Linked DNA regions of Homo sapiens: region 2 is linked to region 1. A link is an interaction called in ENCODE POLR2A ChIA-PET data of the cell type or tissue named here. Cell type or tissue: Panc1. All regions are shown on one strand. Each heading gives the region's core, and the rest is flanking DNA. Links, peaks and the distances in the headings are about the cores only. Region 1 has its middle 7.6 kb from the start of SAT1. Region 2 overlaps EIF2S3 (eukaryotic translation initiation factor 2 subunit gamma).

Region 1 (5,384 bases), core at 328-5,327:
TCTCATTTGGAGGGTGAATTTGTAGTCCTGTGTTAATACAACGGATTTTTAGAGCAGAGAAACAATAGCCCTTAAAACTGCCAGGGGGTAAAGAAGTAAACAAGTGCTTTCTTAAGGACTGAAATGAAAAAGAAAAAGACCATTTCCCCCTAGATATGTGAACTCCTTTCATTATTCATGACATTGGCCCAAATTCCTAAACCGACTAATTTCCACAATAATGAAAACAGTAGTTGATAAGAACCACTGTAGACTAATGTCCAAGATAAATGTTTTCCAAAAGAAGTCAGATACCTGAAAACAATGCTCTGTATCTCTCTGAGTTCTCCAGCAAATCAGTACTGAGCTCCTCAGTCAAAGGTAATGTTGTCCTGCAAGCCTTTGTATCAGTGTCTGTTATGGCTTCCTAGATTAGAAGGCAGCCACATATAAAAATGTAGCCCTGTATTATATTTAATACAGGAGGGCTTTGGGATTTATTGGTGGCTCAGAGAGCATGCCATGAAAATGGGCTTACAGAGTCAATGATCAACCAGGGGCCCTATTAGGCAGGCAAGTAACTACATAAGAGAAACTCTGGCAAAAATGAAAGGGTAACTAAACACAAAGAGCCTTGTGGAGAAGTAAGATATTTTGCAAATTGTGTTTTGGAAAGTGAGCCTCTTAGAGGAAAACAACTACATGCTGACTGTGGTTAAATATAGGAATAAATTAAATTAACCACCAAGTTACAATATAACTCTTTGTTTCCTCATCTTTCTTAGAACTTAGCCTTAAAGGCCCAGTGTTGTGAAGATGAAGGCTTTTATGAAGTTTTGTATCCACTTTAAAGAAGCCCCTTAAGTGTAAATTTTATTTATTTTAATTTTTATTTGTTTTTAGTTGTTTTCTTTTTTTTTTTTTTCTTGAGACAGGTTCTCACTCCATTGCCCAGGCTGGAGTGCAGTGGTGCAATCACAATTTACTGCAACCTCGACCTTCTGGGCTCCAGCAATCCTCCCACCTCAGCATCCCAAGTAGCTAGACCACAGGAACGCACCACCACGCCCAGCTTTTCTTTTTTTTTTTTTTAATTTTTTGTAGAGATGAGGTCTTGCTACATCACCCAGGCTGGTCTCCAACTCCTGGCCTCAAATGATCCTCCCCCCTCAGCCTCCCAAAGAGCTGGGATTACAGGCATGAGCCTGCGCCCAGCCAGCTGTAAAATTTAGAAGCTGAAACGCCAACTGGGAGCAGTGGCTCACGCCTGTAATCCCAACACTTTGGGAGGCCAAGGCGGGCAGATCACGAGGTCAGGAGTTCGAGACCAGCATGGCCAATATAGTGAAACCCTGTCTCTACTAAAAATACAAAAAATTAGCCCGGGGTGGTGGCAGGCCCCTGTAATCCCAGCTACTCAGGAGGCTGAGGCAGGAGAATCACTTGAACCCAGGAGGTGGAGGTTGCAGTTAGCAGAGATTGCACCATTGCACTCCAGCCTGGGCAACAGTGTGAGACTCTGTCTCAAAAAAAAAAAAAAAAAGAAGAAGCTGAAACACCACAGCATTAGCCCACTACTAGCTCAACTCAATTACAAAGAGACCTCTTTAAAAACTGAACTATAAAGCAAATCTATAAAGTTTGAAGTCACCAGGCAAGTAAGAAAACATGTTACGGGGAAATTATCTGAAAAGAAACAACAAACAATGATAAACATGGAAAACCAGAGTCCAAGATCATCAACCGCTTAGATTCCACACAGTAGTCTTTCTAGGGAAAGAAAGTAGAGTCTTTTTTACAGAAATGCTGAAGAAGCAATTCAGAAGAAACCTAATGATTTATTAATGCCTTCGACCCACTCTACCCCTTCCTGTGAGTCTCCTTTCCACTGGGGACCCAGCAGGGCCTAGAATGGATGATGCTCATCACGGTTCACTGAAGCAGGTGGCTGCTCACCAGCAACTGATGGAACTGCCAGGCCCTGGGAAACCAGCCACCTTCTCCTGCTAGGAGTGAAGCAACTTCCTCACTGACTGTGACAGCCATGGCCTTCCTCTGAGTCTGCAGGTGACCATGTCTGCTCCTAGAATTCTATTTCCTTGACTGGTGCCATGTTTGTTTGTTTGTTTGTTTGTTTTGAGACAGAGTTTCGCTTTTGTTGCTCAGGCTGGAGTGCAGTGGCGCGATCTCGGCTCACGTGAACCCGGGAGGTGGAGGTTGCAGTGAGCCGCGATCACGCCACTGCATTCCAGCCTGAGCGACAGGGCAAGATTACGTCTCAAAAAAAAAAAAAAAAAAGAAAAAGAAAAAAACTAGTGATAAGAGCTAACATTTATTAAGCACTAATCAGGAACCAGGCTTTCAGTTTAGCACTTTGTATACATTATTATCTCATCTAATTCTCACAACGACTGTATGAGATTGGTACAATTATAAGTTTCTTTTTACAATGAGAAACTAAACCTAAGAGAAGTTAAGTTGCCCAAGGCCACACAACTAGACCTGGGAATCAAGCTCCAAACCAATTTCTCAAACCCCTGGGGCTTCCTGCCATAGTCTCACAGGACCTCACAGTTTCTATAAGAATGATTGAATATGGTGTTTCTGTGTGATTCTACTGCAAAGAATAATCAGTATAAGCATTTTCTGGATAATCAAAAGCAGTGATTCTCAGTATGGGCTACACATTAGAATGGCCTAGAAAGCACTGTAAAAATACTAATGCCCCATCCTGAGAGAGATTTCTTTTTTTTTTTTTTTTGAGATGGAGTCTCACTCTGTCCCCCAGGCTGGAGTGTAGTGGCGTGATCTTGGCTCACTGCAAGCTCCGCCTCCCGGGTTCACGCCATTCTCCTGCCTCAGCCTCCCGAGTAGCTGGGACTACAGGCGCCCACCACCACACCTGGCTAATTTTTTGTATTTTTAGTAGAGACGAGGTTTCACCGTGTTAGCCAGGATGGTCTTGATCTCCTGACCTCGTGATCCGCCCGTCTCGGCCTCCCAAAGTGCTGAGATTACAGGCATGAGCCACCGCGCCCGGCCCAAGAGATTTCTAATTTACTTCTGTTTTTATGCATATACCAAAGTGATGCCAGGGGCCCAGTGCAGCAGCTCACGCCTGTCATCCCAGCACTTTGGGAGGCCGAGACAGATAGATCACTTGAGGTTGGGAGTTCAAGACCAGCCTGGCCAACATGGTGAAATCCTGCCTCTACAAAAAATACAAAAATTAGCCAGGCGTGGTGGCATGCACCTGTAAACCCAGCTACTTGGGAGGCTGAGACATGAGAATCGCTTGAACCTGGGAGGTGGAATTTGCAGTGAGCCGAGATCACACCACGCACTCCCAGCCTGGGCAACAGAGTGAGACTCTGTCTCCAAAAAAAAAAAAAAAAAAAAGTGATGTCAGGGTTGAGACCCACTGATATCTGGATAAGCAGCTTGCAGCTTATAACTGAATCTTAGTCACAATTGTTAGTACAACCATTTCAGTTTGTGTTTATGCTGTTCACCTTGGCTCTTGCCAAGCAAAACCAAGTGAAGTCATATCACAGTGCCTAAAGACGAACCTTCTCAAAAGTTTTTGGAAAACAAGGCAGAATTGTCATCTCACTCCATACAGTGCTGAAATCAAAGAATATCCACCCAAGCAGTCAGTACCATGTTCCTTTGCAAGCAGCAACTTCATTACAGAAAAACATCTTCCATCGCATTAAATCAGCATTGTTCATGTGAATGTTATTAGTTTGGTAATTTTGTTTGTATTATATTTATAAATGGATACTGGTTTTACAGTTATAGAGGAGCAGTAAACACAAAATATTCACATCTAGTGTATAATTATAGTAATAAAAATAATTTCAAACACCACTGAGGGTCTGTGAGAATTTTTTTTTTTTCTATTTTTTTGAGACAGAGTCTTGCTCTGTCGCCCAGGCTGGAGTGCAGTGGTGCGATCTCCGCTCACTGCAACCTCCAACTCCCTGGTTCAAGCGATTCCCCTGCCTCAGCCTCCCGAGTAGCTGGGATTACAGGCATACGCCACCACGCCTGGCTAATTTTTTTGTATTTTTAGTAGAGATGGGGTTTCACCATGTTGGCCAGACTAGTCTCAAACTCCTGACCTCAGGCAATCTGCCCGCCTCAGCCTCCCAAAGTGCTGGGATTACAGGCGTGAGCCACCGTGCCCGGCCGGATAATTCTTTTTCTTTTAAAAGGAGTCTGTGTTACTCAAGTTTGAAAAATCCTGCTATGACCAGTATACAATACTGCCTGCTTTTGTTAGGTTAAAAAAAAAGTGCCAAAGGCATTAGAGATAAGACTTGATCAGATTCAAGTTTGAGTTTTGGGCAAGAATATTTCATAGGTGATGTTTTTCCCCTCAAGAAGCAAATAATGCCTGGTCTTCTCTGTGCTGCTAGCCGTTGTTAATAGCAATACTCAGGTCTGCTGATTCATTAGGACTTGCAAAATGGTGACATTCTATCATTCCTTCTTTATTTATCACCTAGAATACTTCTATAAAGAGAACTTCCACCCAGGTGCTGTGGCTCACACCTGTAATCCTAGCACTTTGGGAGGCCGAGGTGGGAGGGTCATTTGAGCCCAGGAGTTCAAGACCGGCCTGAGCAACATAATGAGACCCCGTCTCTATAAAAAATAATTATTATTATTAAAATAAGATAACTTTCCCCCATCTTACATTTTGTTACCTTGAGGTACACAGTTCACCCAGAAGAGGCAGAATAAATGCTTAATTACTCCCTTTTATTTACTAGTTTTCAAAAGAATGAATTTAGTGCCCCCCAGCATCTTCCAATTAGGCTTTTTTCCTTTCAAGTAGCATTATTATGTTTTAAAATAATATACAGATGGGGTTTCACCAAGTTGCCTATGCTGGTCTTGGACTCCTGAGCTCAAGCAATTCTCTCGCCTCAGCCTCCCAAAGTGCTGGGATTCCAGGCATGAGCCACCGCGCCCAGCCTGAAGTATCATTATTAACTCAAGGACTCTTAGCATTTCCTGTGTCTTAATTACTTGCCATTTTTTTCTTATTGAAGCTCAGATTTCCCTAATTGTCCAGTGAAAGCTTCTTCAAGTTGGCTCCAGAATTGAGTCCTTTGGACTCGACCCCAGAAGCCTTTGTTAACTTCTTCCCTTTTAAGTTGTCCCAGGCTCATCTAGTACATTTCCTCCCCCAGACCTGACATCAATGGCTAGGTAATTCTGAGCTTCAGCGGTTCCCAGGGGAAACAACATTTATTGGGAGCAGGTGGTGTTCACAGTTCTCTGTTTTGATAATAACACAGGCACAGCAGGGAGATCCTTTTAAAAGTGGGGCTTGAGAGTGGCGGCATTCACTCCAGGCTTTCCTGAGGAAGTGTTCCACCAGCTGTGGGCCAACA
Region 2 (5,384 bases), core at 136-5,135, 280 kb after region 1:
TTAGCAGAGTCTGTAATTTTATCTTGACATTTATTGGGAGATTAATTACATGTTGTTAGAAATTTTTTCAACTAGTAGAGTGCTCTTTCACAGGAATGTTAGTATTTTCTTTATTTAAATAAGTTTATCATTGTACTAATATTAAGTATGTCTACTAATATAATGTAACAAATTTTCTCTTACAGGGATTTGTATTCATTTTCAGGAGTAAAAACAAACAATATTGCCATCTTTCTAAACAGAATTATCCACTTTCCACTTGTTGCTGACATTTATATGGGGTTTAGGCATCTATTTTATTATAGTAATCTTAATTGTTTTATGTAACAGATACATAGAATAAATTTTATAAAACTGTATAATTTTGATCTTTCTAAATTTTGTCATATAGGTACAGTAGCAGAGGGAGCTCCCATTATTCCAATTTCAGCTCAGCTGAAATACAATATTGAAGTTGTTTGTGAGTACATAGTAAAGAAAATTCCAGTACCCCCAAGAGACTTTACTTCAGAGCCCCGGCTTATTGGTAAGTGATAGGATTTGCCTTTAACTCTTAATCTGATCTTTTCCACATTGGTGATTCCTCTTCAAGGATGTTTATTAATATTTCCTCTTTCTGCAGAGGTGATAATTCATACAATTTTTTTGAAATCAATTCTGAGATTGTATTGGCAGTGCTAGATTGTATTACTGAATGAGGGACAGAGTCCTGAACACAGTAAGAACTGTTAACCTAAGCCGGGCGCAGTGGCTCACGCCTATAATCCCAATACTTTGGGGGGCCGAGGTGGGTGGATCACCTGAGTTCAGGAGTTTGAGACCAGCCTGATCAGCATGGTGAAACCCTGTCTCTACTAAACATATAAAAAATTAACTGGGCATGGTGGCGGGTGCCTGTAATCCCAGCTACTCGGGAGGCTGAGGCAGGAGAATGGCGCGAACCCGGGAAGCGGAGGTTGCAATGAGCTGAGATCGCGCCATTGTACTCCAGCCTGGGCAACAAGAGTGAAACTGCGTCTCAAAAAAACCCAAAAACAACTGCTAACCTTTCTGTGCTTAATATATGGTACATGATCAAGATGGAGTAATACAGTATTCTCCATGGAATCATAATGTTTTAGGGTGTTAGAACTTCCTGACTAAAACATTTACAGATGATTTTGTTGTTCAATTAACGAAGAACTGATACTGGTATAATTTGATCACCTAGGCTTGTGGTTCCTACACGGGGATGTAGTAGCCTTCTCGAAACAGACATTTGAGCTCCTCTGGCTTTCATCCGAGCTTCTGGTGTTTAGTAGGAAATAGTCTCCGAAGTGCAGGTCATGTAGTCCTAGTGTTTTATAGTTATAAAGCTGAATTGTTCTTACAGGAGTTACAGAGGTCTATAAAGAAAATGTCCATAATCTCTCTGTCTTCAAGTTCTAGTTCCTTAGCCCTAAAGTCAGCAAAGTTAACATTTGGTGTCCATTATTCCCACACTTTTCTCTTTGTTCATATCATCGTGTATAAACATATACACAGGCTGGGCATGGTGGCTTTCACCTGTAATCCCAGCACTTTGGGAGGCTGACGCTGAGGTGAGAGGATTGCTTGAGGCTAGGAGTTCAGGACCATCCTGGGCATTAAGGGAAGACCCCATTTCTACAAAAAATAAAATATTACAGCTGGGTGCAGTGGTGTGTACCTGTAGTCCGAGCTACTCGGTAGGCTGAGGCAGGAAGATTGAGCCCAGGAATTTGAGGCTGCAGTGAGCTATGATTGTGCCACTGCACTCCAGCCTCTATGATAGAGGGAAAAAAAAATCCATATACAGACATTGATTATTTTATTTTTCTTTATGGAAGTGGGATTATATTATGCGTGTAATTTTTATAACTTTTCTTAACAGTATGTGAGGGTCATCCTTCCAGATCATTACATATAGCTCTAACATTGTTAATAGCTGCGTGATGCTCTATAATACTGGTATACCCTATATGCCACTTATTAATAAACTTAAGTTACTTTCATTTTTTCCATCATAAGTAAGACTGCTTAATCATTGGAATAATAATAGATTTTGTTAAAAAGGCACCCCTTTGGTATAAATCTCAAATGGCCACTATTTTAGAAACATTAACATGGAAAATAATATTTCTTCTAAAGTTAAGATTAACAGAACTGACTTTAATTTGTTTTATTTTAGTTATTAGATCTTTTGATGTCAACAAACCTGGCTGTGAAGTTGATGACCTTAAGGGAGGTGTAGCTGGTGGTAGTATCCTAAAAGGAGTATTAAAGGTAAAATGGGTTTTGGTTGTTGTGATTTTGGGTTTTTTTTTTTTGTTGTTTGTTTGTTTGTTTTATCCTTGTCTTAATCAGGAAAAAAAGTATGGACAATCCAAATTGAAAAATAAAATTTTTTCCATGGTTTCTGGTATTTGATGTAGAGTTCTCTTTTTTAATATTCTTTTTTTCTCTCTTCAAACTTCACTCCTCCCACCCTTCTAGACCTCTGAATCCACAATCTACCTTCATGAGATCCACCTTTTTAGCTTCCACATATACAGATGAGTGAGAATGTGTGATATTTGTCTTTTTGTGCCTGGCTTATTTTACTTAACAAAATGGCCTCCAATTCTAGATGTGCTGCTGCAAATGGCAGAATTTTTTTTTATGGCTGCATAATACTTCATTGCATATATATATATGCTGCCATTGCTTTTCTTTTCTTTTTTTTTTTTTTCTTGAGGCGGAGTCTTGCTGTTTCGCCCAAGCTGGAGCGATCTCAGCTCACTGCAACCTTCACCTCCTGGGTTCAAGCGATTCTCCCTGCCCCAGCCTCCCAAGTAGCTGGGATTACAAGCACCCCCCACCATGCCCAGCTAATTTTTGTATTTGTAGTAAAGACAGGGTTTCACCATGTTGGCCAGGCTGGTCTTGAACTCCTTACCTCAAGTGATCCACCCGCCTCGGCCTCCCAAAGTGTTGGGATTATAGGCGTGAGCCACTTTGCCCGGCCTATATACTGCATTTTCTTTATCCATTCATCTGTTCATGGGCACTTAGGTTGATTCCATGTTTGGCTATTGTGAACTGTGCTACAATAAACATGGGAGTGCAGATACCTCTTTGATAATATTGCTTCCCTTTCTGGTGAATGTATACCCACTAGTGAAACTGATGGATCATATGGTAGCTGTATTTTCAGGTTTTCAAGGAACCTCCATACTGTTCTCCATGGTAGCTATACTAATTTACATGCTCTGATAATAGTTTTTTTTTTGTTTTGTTTTTTGAGCACAGTGGCATGATCTTGACTCACTGCAACCTCCACCTCCTGGGTTCAGGTGATGATTCTCCTGCCACAGCCTCCCGACTTGCTGGGGCTACAGGCACTCGCAACCTCGCCCAGCTAATTTTTTTGGTAGAGATGGGGTTTTGCCATATTGGCCAGGCTGGTCTCTTAACTCCTGACCTCAGGTGATCTGCCTGCCTCAGCCTCCCAAAGTGCTGGGATTACAGGCATAAGCCACCACGCCCAGCTATATTTCTTTGTTTTCTGTTATGTCTTTTGAATGTGTCTGACTTGAAAATTTATAGACTTGTAAGTATGGAGCACATTTGATGTGGTAATAGACTTGTGTGGTGGGTAGTTAACAACAGTTGGATGGTTCTGGTTTTGACAGTCTCGTTCACATCTTTTTTTTTTTTTTTTTTTAAGAATAATGATCTTTGAAATACAGGAATGATTGCCTTTTCAGTTTTATGGTCTTCCGGTTGGACCTTTATTATTATTTTATTTTATTTTATTTTTGAGACAGAGTCTCTCTTTGTCACCCAGGCTGGAGTGCAGTGGTGCGATCTCGGTTCACTGCAACCTCTGCCTCCCAGGTTCTAGCAATTCTGCCGCAGCCTCCTGAGTAGCAGGGATTACAGGTGCGTGCCACCACACCTGGCTAATTTTTGTGTTTTTAGTAGAGACGGGGTTTCACTATGTTGGCTGGGCTGGTCTCGAACTCCTGACCTCAGGTGATCCACCCGCCTCGGCCTCCCAAAATGCTAGGATTACACATGTGAGCCACCGCACCCAGTCCCTGTTGGAACTTTTGATAGGTAAATGATAATTTTGCGTAACACAGTAATTCTAATTACTAATTATATGTTTACAGGTGGGCCAGGAGATAGAAGTAAGACCTGGTATTGTTTCCAAAGATAGTGAAGGAAAACTCATGTGTAAACCAATCTTTTCCAAAATTGTATCACTTTTTGCGGAGCATAATGATCTGCAATATGCTGCTCCAGGCGGTCTTATTGGTAAGGATTTTTTTCTCATCTCTTTTAATTTGTGGCTATTTGTGGTACTTTTCATGGGGGATGGATTACCAAAAGGGACATATTACAGATTTTTAATTGGGTATTTTAATAATAGAGTAGGGTGGGGAACAATCATGTGGTTAAGCTCTTGTTTTAGGTTATAAGATGGTTTCATGGGTTTGTAAAAATTATTTTTAAACACAAAGGATACATTTTGATCAAATATAGAGTAACTCCTTTTTAGCAATATAAAAAAATAAATTTGATGACTTATCATGTAAGATATTTACCTACACTTATGTTTTTGTTAACATGATTTTTGTGCTAGATAATGGTTGCCTTTTTTTTTTTTGGGAGATGGAGTCTCGCTGTGTCCTCCAGGCTGGAGTGCAGTGGTGCAATCTTGGCTCACTGCAGCCTCTGCCTCCCAGGTTCAAGCAATTCTTATGCCTCAGCCTCCCGAGTAGCTGGGACTACAGGCACATGCTGCCAGGCCCAGCTAAGATTTTTGTATTTTAGTAGAGACGGGGTTTCACCGTGTTGCCCAGGCTGGTCTTGAACTCCTGAGCTCAGGCAGTCCCCCTGCCTCGGCCTTTCAAAGTGCTAGGATTACAGGCGTGAACCACCATGCCCGGCCATGGTTGCTTTTATGTATATTTTGCAAATGGAAAATTACCTACAAATGTCAGTTGAATGATATCAGGTCGTATTTCCAATGAGGTAGAAATAAAAGAAAGTAAATTTCTTTGTGTAGCAATTACTGAAGTGATTTAAAAACTTTTCTAGTCCCTTACAACTTAGTGTATTACTCAATACCCAGAAAAATGAAAGATTCAGTGAGAATTAGAAGGGGTGTTGTACCTTTAGATTAAAGAAGAAAATGTTTGGTAAAGAAACAGTTAATTCTTCACCCAATAAGTTGTGTCTCTGGTTGAAAATTTTAAAAAGGAAATAAAAGAAAACAAAAAAATGAAAAAGAGTTTACCAGGTTGGCTGGGCGCAGTGTCTCATGCCTGTGATCCCAGCAATTTGGGAGGCTGAGGTGGGTGGATCGCTTGAGCTCAGGAGTTTGAGACCAGCCTGGG

Evidence for each region. Peaks named below come from ENCODE experiments on the same cell type or tissue, not always from the same donor. Only the 100,000 strongest peaks of a DNase experiment are listed, where the experiment ranks them.
Region 2: POLR2A ChIA-PET joins it to region 1 with 10 read pairs; 24 of 35 experiments call an interaction of 5 or more read pairs at or near these places.

The regions. Positions count from the first base shown.
Region 1 is chrX:23,788,127-23,793,510 of GRCh38, forward strand. No RefSeq gene overlaps it. Among named protein-coding and RNA genes, the nearest start is that of SAT1, 7.6 kb to the left of the region's middle. In Panc1, for the core only: no CTCF peak of the experiment used is centred there; no DNase peak of the experiment used is centred there; H3K27ac peaks cover 1,171 bases.
Region 2 is chrX:24,063,810-24,069,193 of GRCh38, forward strand. It overlaps EIF2S3 (eukaryotic translation initiation factor 2 subunit gamma), which reads left to right. Exons shown (of 12, transcript NM_001415.4): 7 at 392-526; 8 at 2,189-2,283; 9 at 4,155-4,299. Among named protein-coding and RNA genes, the nearest start is that of EIF2S3, 12 kb to the left of the region's middle. In Panc1, for the core only: no CTCF peak of the experiment used is centred there; no DNase peak of the experiment used is centred there.